Regions from separate parts of the Mus musculus genome. Here region 2 is linked to region 1. A link is a loop called in an ENCODE intact Hi-C map of the cell type or tissue named here. Cell type or tissue: gastrocnemius. All regions are shown on one strand. Links, peaks and the distances in the headings refer to the core of each region. The heading gives the core; the rest is flanking DNA.

Region 1 (2,913 bases), core at 193-2,692:
GTGAGTTCCAGGACAGCCAAGACTATACAGAGAAACCCTGTCTCGAAAAACCAAAAAAAAAAAAAAAAAAGAGTTGTCTTTGGGAGTACCTACAAAAACACCAGTTCTGGAATACTGTCTCATGTCTCTCCTTTTTGAACTAAGATCCTTTTTCGACCATTTGCAAACTAATAAAAACGAGGGGGCAGCGTTTCTGCTCCTCCTCCTCGGTGTCTAAGATGCTGATTCTCCCATTCAGTTTGTTGCTGTCCTCGGAAGAGTTCTTCCAGCTGTATGAAAGGGAGATCTTTGGCAGGGCTGCGCTGAGCTGACAGTACCATACACTTTAATGCTTATGGTATTACCCAAGAACCTCTGAGAATTTTAAAGTGGCTGCCTTTAAATGACTCTAACTAAGCTTCCTGGGGGAAGGGGTGAATTCAAGAGGGCTAGCTCTGATTGACTCTGTCCTTGCTTGCTAAGAAGACTTACTGTACAATGTTCTAGGGAAGGGGCCAGTTTTATGTCGCAAAATGCCAGGTCATGGGGATGATTCTCTTGTTCTGACTTTCTCACCAGATTTTACAAGGAGCTTCCAAATAGACAGAACTCTCATCTGGAGATAACTGTCTGAGCTAACTAGACATTTCTGGAAATCTACTGTTTTCCAATTTTGAGCCATTTTCCATATAACATGGTGTAATTCCCTATCATTTGTATGTGCTGAGGAAGTGGAGAAGATTCTGAGACGTATATCCTTGGTTACCAGGGAGATGCCTGCTTAGCGTTCAAAGCACCTCACTGTATGAGTGGTAGTTCTCTCCCATTCTCACCTTTAGATGCCTTGCTTCATTCATAGTCTAGGGACCCTTGTAGGGGAACTTCCAGGTTGCTTTCTCTGAATGGGAGTGATAGCAGATAATAGCAACGTTACAGAGACTGAGGTAACTCTGAGAATGTGAGAAGAAACTGCAAGTTTTTGTAGCACCCAGTCAGTATGGGAAAGGTTCCATCTGAGGACAGTGGGGTGGCAGGGAGCAGTACTGTGAACTGAGGGGAACACATTTTGAAGCTCAGGCGCAGTGGCTGTCAGGAGAGGCTTCTGAGCCAAAGTAGCAACTCCTTTGTTCCTTTAATGACTTTGCTGACAAAATTACAGAATTATTCACCCCAAAGACCACACTCTGACCTCTACTGGCTGTTACTTGTAATGAATCTCAGAGCATTCGCCTGGTGACTTAGCGTTGTGGGTGCTAAGCCAGGTAAACACAGGAGGTCTGCTGACCTAACATGGATTCAAGGTATGCTTACAGGTGGTCTGGAGTTTACCAGTAACTCTGTAGCCTGGGTTACAGACAGAGGCAGACAGGCTCCAACTGATGTCCCATGCCTCAGAAGTTCTAAATTGTCAGGCACAGTTCAAGCAGACAAAATTTCTCTAAGGCCTGCTAATATTTTCTTCTTTAATCCCATCACTCAGGTAGCAGAGTCACTAGCAGACCTAACTGTGGGAGGAAGAAGCACGCTCCTTGTTCAGGGCTTCTCCTGGGAGAGGTGAGGGGCATGATTTTCAAGCCTTGTAAGGCAGCTAGGTCAGGCCCTGTAGGAGGGACAGCAGCAGCCCGGTGTTGGCCAGTTGAGTTGAGCCATGGGGCTTCTGATGGCTTCAGTTTTAGGTGACCATGGTAACCAGATCGGGTCTTGTTTAGCTGCATTTAGGATTTGGCAGAGGTGGCAGACATATCTAACTGAAGAGATCTTACTAGTGTGAGCCTGGTCTAGCAGCTGAGACCCTCTCTGCGACTGCCTCCTTTGGGACGGTTTGAGATCAATGCTGAATTGTTGGGGCTAACGCTGGTTCCCCGAGTCTGGTGGCAAATGCATTGGTAGAGTGGCATTCTCTCATACTCTGCAGTAAGGCCCTGTTTTTTTGTTCTTTTCATTTTTTTGATGCTTCTTTAGTTTTTAGTGAGAAAATTTCCAATACTTTTCTATTGTTCCATGACTTATAAAGTCAGCCAGCTTTAAAATTCCTTTATCTCAGTACACCTTATGCCATGTGTTACAAGGAACATTCATTCTCTATATTCATAGAGCTGAGTGTTTTCAAATGTCCCAGTTTGCACACATATAAATATTCACTGTCTCGGAATTTGGAGGAGCAGGCAACAGGGCTACTCTGCCTTTATTCCCTTTTGTGTGTGTGTGCATTTGTGTCTTGTGAGAATTCTGGGGAGGTCAGTAGAAGTTGTTGAACCCATGGAGTTACAGGCAGGTAGTAGCCTCCTCATTAAAGTGCCAGAGGTGGAACTCAGATACTCTGGAAGAGTAGTAAGCATTCATAACCTCTGAACCAGCTCGACAAGACTTGTGGGGATTAAGATGGAATCTCATGTAGCCTAGGTTGGCCTCAAACTCTATTGCATTGGCTCTTTTTAGAAAAAGTAGATTTGCAAAAGAGAGTTAAAGCTGCTAAATAAACCTGAAACTTGATTTTGATAATCACATCTAAGTGATATGTATTCTCATTTTTTAAAAGAAATAGCCATCTACTTTTTAAAAGATTTATTTTATGTATATGAGTACACAGTAGCTGTCTTTAGACACACCGAAAGAGGGCATTGGATGATTGGGAGCCACCATGTAGTTGCTGGGAATTGAACTCAGGACCTCTTAACCACTGAGCCATCTCTTCAGCTCCTCCTGTCTCATTTAATCCTCAACTTTCTTCCTGTCCAACGAGAGTGGATTCCATTTTAGAGAAAAACTGAGCCTCTAGTAGATTGAGAACTTGGCCAAAGTCACAGGTGATGCAGCTGCAACAGCCAGGGTTTGAACTTGCTTCTGCCTCTGTTCGTTTTCCCCACTCATTGAGTGCTTGCTTTCTGGGGAATCTCTGTGGCCTGTTTCAGTTAAATGCTGCTCTGCTGAAGC
Region 2 (2,913 bases), core at 226-2,725, 190 kb before region 1:
AAAGTCATCGTCCCTGTTTACATAGCAAATTCAAGGCCAGCCTGGGCTACATGCGACCATGTCCTAATATGGAAAAAGGAAGGTGGGGAGCGACCAGGAAATACCTCAGCAGTTAAGAATGCCTGCTGTGTAATCCTGTGGACTAGACCGCTGTGTTTACATAAGAAGCCAGACATTTGCCTCATACCTGTAACGCCAGCAGGGCAGTCAGGAGGATCACTAGGGTTAAGTTTCAGAGAGAGCCTGCCTGAAAGAAATAGGTGTAAAGTCATAGCGGATGATACTCAGCAACCTCTTCTGGCTGTAGGCATGCAGAGTCCCTCACGTATGCTCGCAGACATTCACACAGAAAGACCAAAAAGGGAGAGAGGAAGGATGGAAGGAAGGAGGGACAGAACGAAGGAAGGGCAGGCAGACAGATGGACATTTGTATATTTAATAAACACCCATATGGGACTTGCAGACATTTTTCTAAGCTTGCATCTCCAAGTGAGTATTCATGCACCACATGTGTAACTGAGCACTTTAAATGTCTTTCCCACATTAAGATGTTCTCTGAGTGTAAAAGGCTCCTGGGTTTTTGTTTGTTTGAAGATTTAGGGTGGCAGGAAACGTGAACAAGACCACCAGTAATTCTAAGATTGCAAAGGCAGAGTGTTTAAATCCATCTTCCTGTGAAGGCCTGCAGAGTGAGTGTTTTCAGGCTTGTGAGCCATCTGGTCCCACTCATACAGATGTTCAACTGTGCTGCTGTGTGGCAGAAACAGGCCGGAAGCATTGGAAAGCACTGGGCATAGCTGTGTTCCCATAAACAACAAAAATCAAAACCAAAGGCACATAGGCTAGATTTGACCCCCACACATGGACCGTCGGGCTTCCATTTATAAAATACGTTTTTGGGGTTTTTTTTGTTTACTTTTACTTTTAAAAAATATGGCTGCTAGATCATTTCAGGTTGTGTATTGGCTGGTGGGTGTTTGTTTCAGACACATCTAATCTGATACAACTCAGGGTTGACGACGATGAAGGACGCATGTGAGAACATGTGCGTGTATGTGTGGGACAAACGTGTGAATTTCCACAAGTGACATCTGATGCTATCCACATTCTGTAGTTGAGAAGTCAAACAACTTTCCCAAGGTCACACAGCTAGAGAATACAGAGCCCAGAGCACGAGAGCCTAGAGAGGACTCCCTATGCCCTACTCTTGCATGGAGTCCCGACACAAAGGGCACTGGCTGCTTCCTAGATCGTCATCCTAAATTACCTTGTTATTTTATTTATTTTTATTTTTATGTGCATTGGCGTTTTGCCTGCATGCATGTCTATGTGAGGGTGTCAGACCTTCAAGTTACAGACTCTTGAGAGCTGCCATGTGGGTGCTAGGAATTGAACCTTAATCAGAAGTTCCCAGAAAAGTCACCAGGTGGCGATAGAAGACCATGTATGCTGGTCTTGGCCCAGACTTTCCCTGTTGGAGCTCAACTTGGGTTCCCTCACCCGAGTTAGAGGATGCTCAGGAGAACATGACCTTTGGAGGCACACAGACCTATATTTGATTTTGGCTCTGCTGGCAAAGGCAATTAGGTATCCTGTTAGGACTCTCCTGGGCCCTAGCTGGACTTCCATTCCTAGGTTCATTCCTTTATCAAAAAAAAAAGTTGAAAAATTATATTTTATATCTATGTTGGTTACAAAAAATTAGCATTGTATAATGCATTTTTTTCTTCAACTAGAAATGTATCACTTCTGTGACCCCCTAAAATTATTGTGTTCCCCAGTACACACCCAGAACCTGTGCCTACCTGTGTCTAGTAAACGTCAGCTCTGGGCTCTGTATTCTCTAGCTGTGTGATCTTGGGAAAGTTGTTTGACTTCTCAACTACAGAATGTGAATAACATCAGACATCACTTGTGATCAGAATTCCATGAGATGGTTAAGGCTACAACTTTTTACATCGATATTCTAATTTTATTACATTTATTTATTGGGGGCATGTTTACATGTGGAGAGATCTGAGAATGGCGTGATGGACTTGACCCTTTCCTTCCATCGTGCCCATTCTGGAGATCAAATTCAAGTTGCCAGAGTTGTCAGCGAAGGTCTTTACCCTCTGAGCCATCCCACTGCCCAGGCAACACATTTTTAGGGCACAGCCTAGAGGCTGGGGCTGGGGCCCAGCAAGTAGAGTGCTTGTGTAGCACACACAAAGTGCTTGCTTAGTCCTGTCTGAGCACTGCATGAAACGCTGAGTGGTGGCTGGCATCTATAAGGCTGGCACTCATCCAGTGGGAAGGTGGAAACAGGAGGGTCAGAGTTCAAGGTCATCCTCAGAAAGGAGAGAAGGAAGGGAGGGGGACATAAAAGCAGGAGTTTGTACAACACTCAGTCAGGAAGAGTGAAAATAACTCCTCTGTCTGTCTGAGTTTGGCAGAGTGACAGCTTGCAGAGACCCTCATTTGTATCTCTAACCTGCCACTGGGCAGAGGCAGAAGAGCATTAGTATGGGTCGAAACTTCAGGGTGTCTGGACCCGTTGACTCCCAAGCCAGAGGCATGGAAAGGGCCTTTTGATGTCCAGTCCACCTCCTCCCCATCTCCCTGTTAGTGAGTCCCAAGCCCATTGCCTGGGACCTGGGGTTCCTCTCCTAGCCACATCAGCCAGGGAAATTTTGGTGCTTGGGTGCAGAGGTCAGAGGACCCATCTCTCCAGAACTGTCTCATATATGAGTAGCATACTTTACCATTTGGGGACTGTAAGGTTTCTAGGTATGGTGAACTCCTCCAAAGTCTCAACAGCTTTGCCATCTTCCCCGAAAGACTACGTCATCGCCAGACAATAGAATCTCAGTAAGAGATGAGCCGGGCATTATCTCCTCCAACTTAACCGGGCACTTTTGATTTTATTCCCTT

What was found. Hi-C counts contacts between places; a loop is a spot of excess contacts. Peaks named below come from ENCODE experiments on the same cell type or tissue, not always from the same donor. Only the 100,000 strongest peaks of a DNase experiment are listed, where the experiment ranks them.
Region 2: it touches region 1 in a loop (3-fold over the local background); 15 of 42 quality-filtered maps call a loop at or near these places.

The regions. Positions count from the first base shown.
Region 1 is chr14:8,155,975-8,158,887 of GRCm38, forward strand. The region is part of intron 17 of Pxk (PX domain containing serine/threonine kinase); the gene reads left to right. Among named protein-coding and RNA genes, the nearest start is that of Pdhb, 16 kb to the right of the region's middle. In gastrocnemius, for the core only: a CTCF peak has its summit at 1,183 (motif pointing left); no DNase peak of the experiment used is centred there.
Region 2 is chr14:7,963,237-7,966,149 of GRCm38, forward strand. It overlaps Dnase1l3 (deoxyribonuclease 1-like 3), which reads right to left. Exons shown (of 8, transcript NM_007870.3): 8 at 1,951-2,913. Among named protein-coding and RNA genes, the nearest start is that of Gm45521, 7.4 kb to the left of the region's middle. In gastrocnemius, for the core only: a CTCF peak has its summit at 1,424 (motif pointing right); a DNase peak (open chromatin) is centred at 1,424.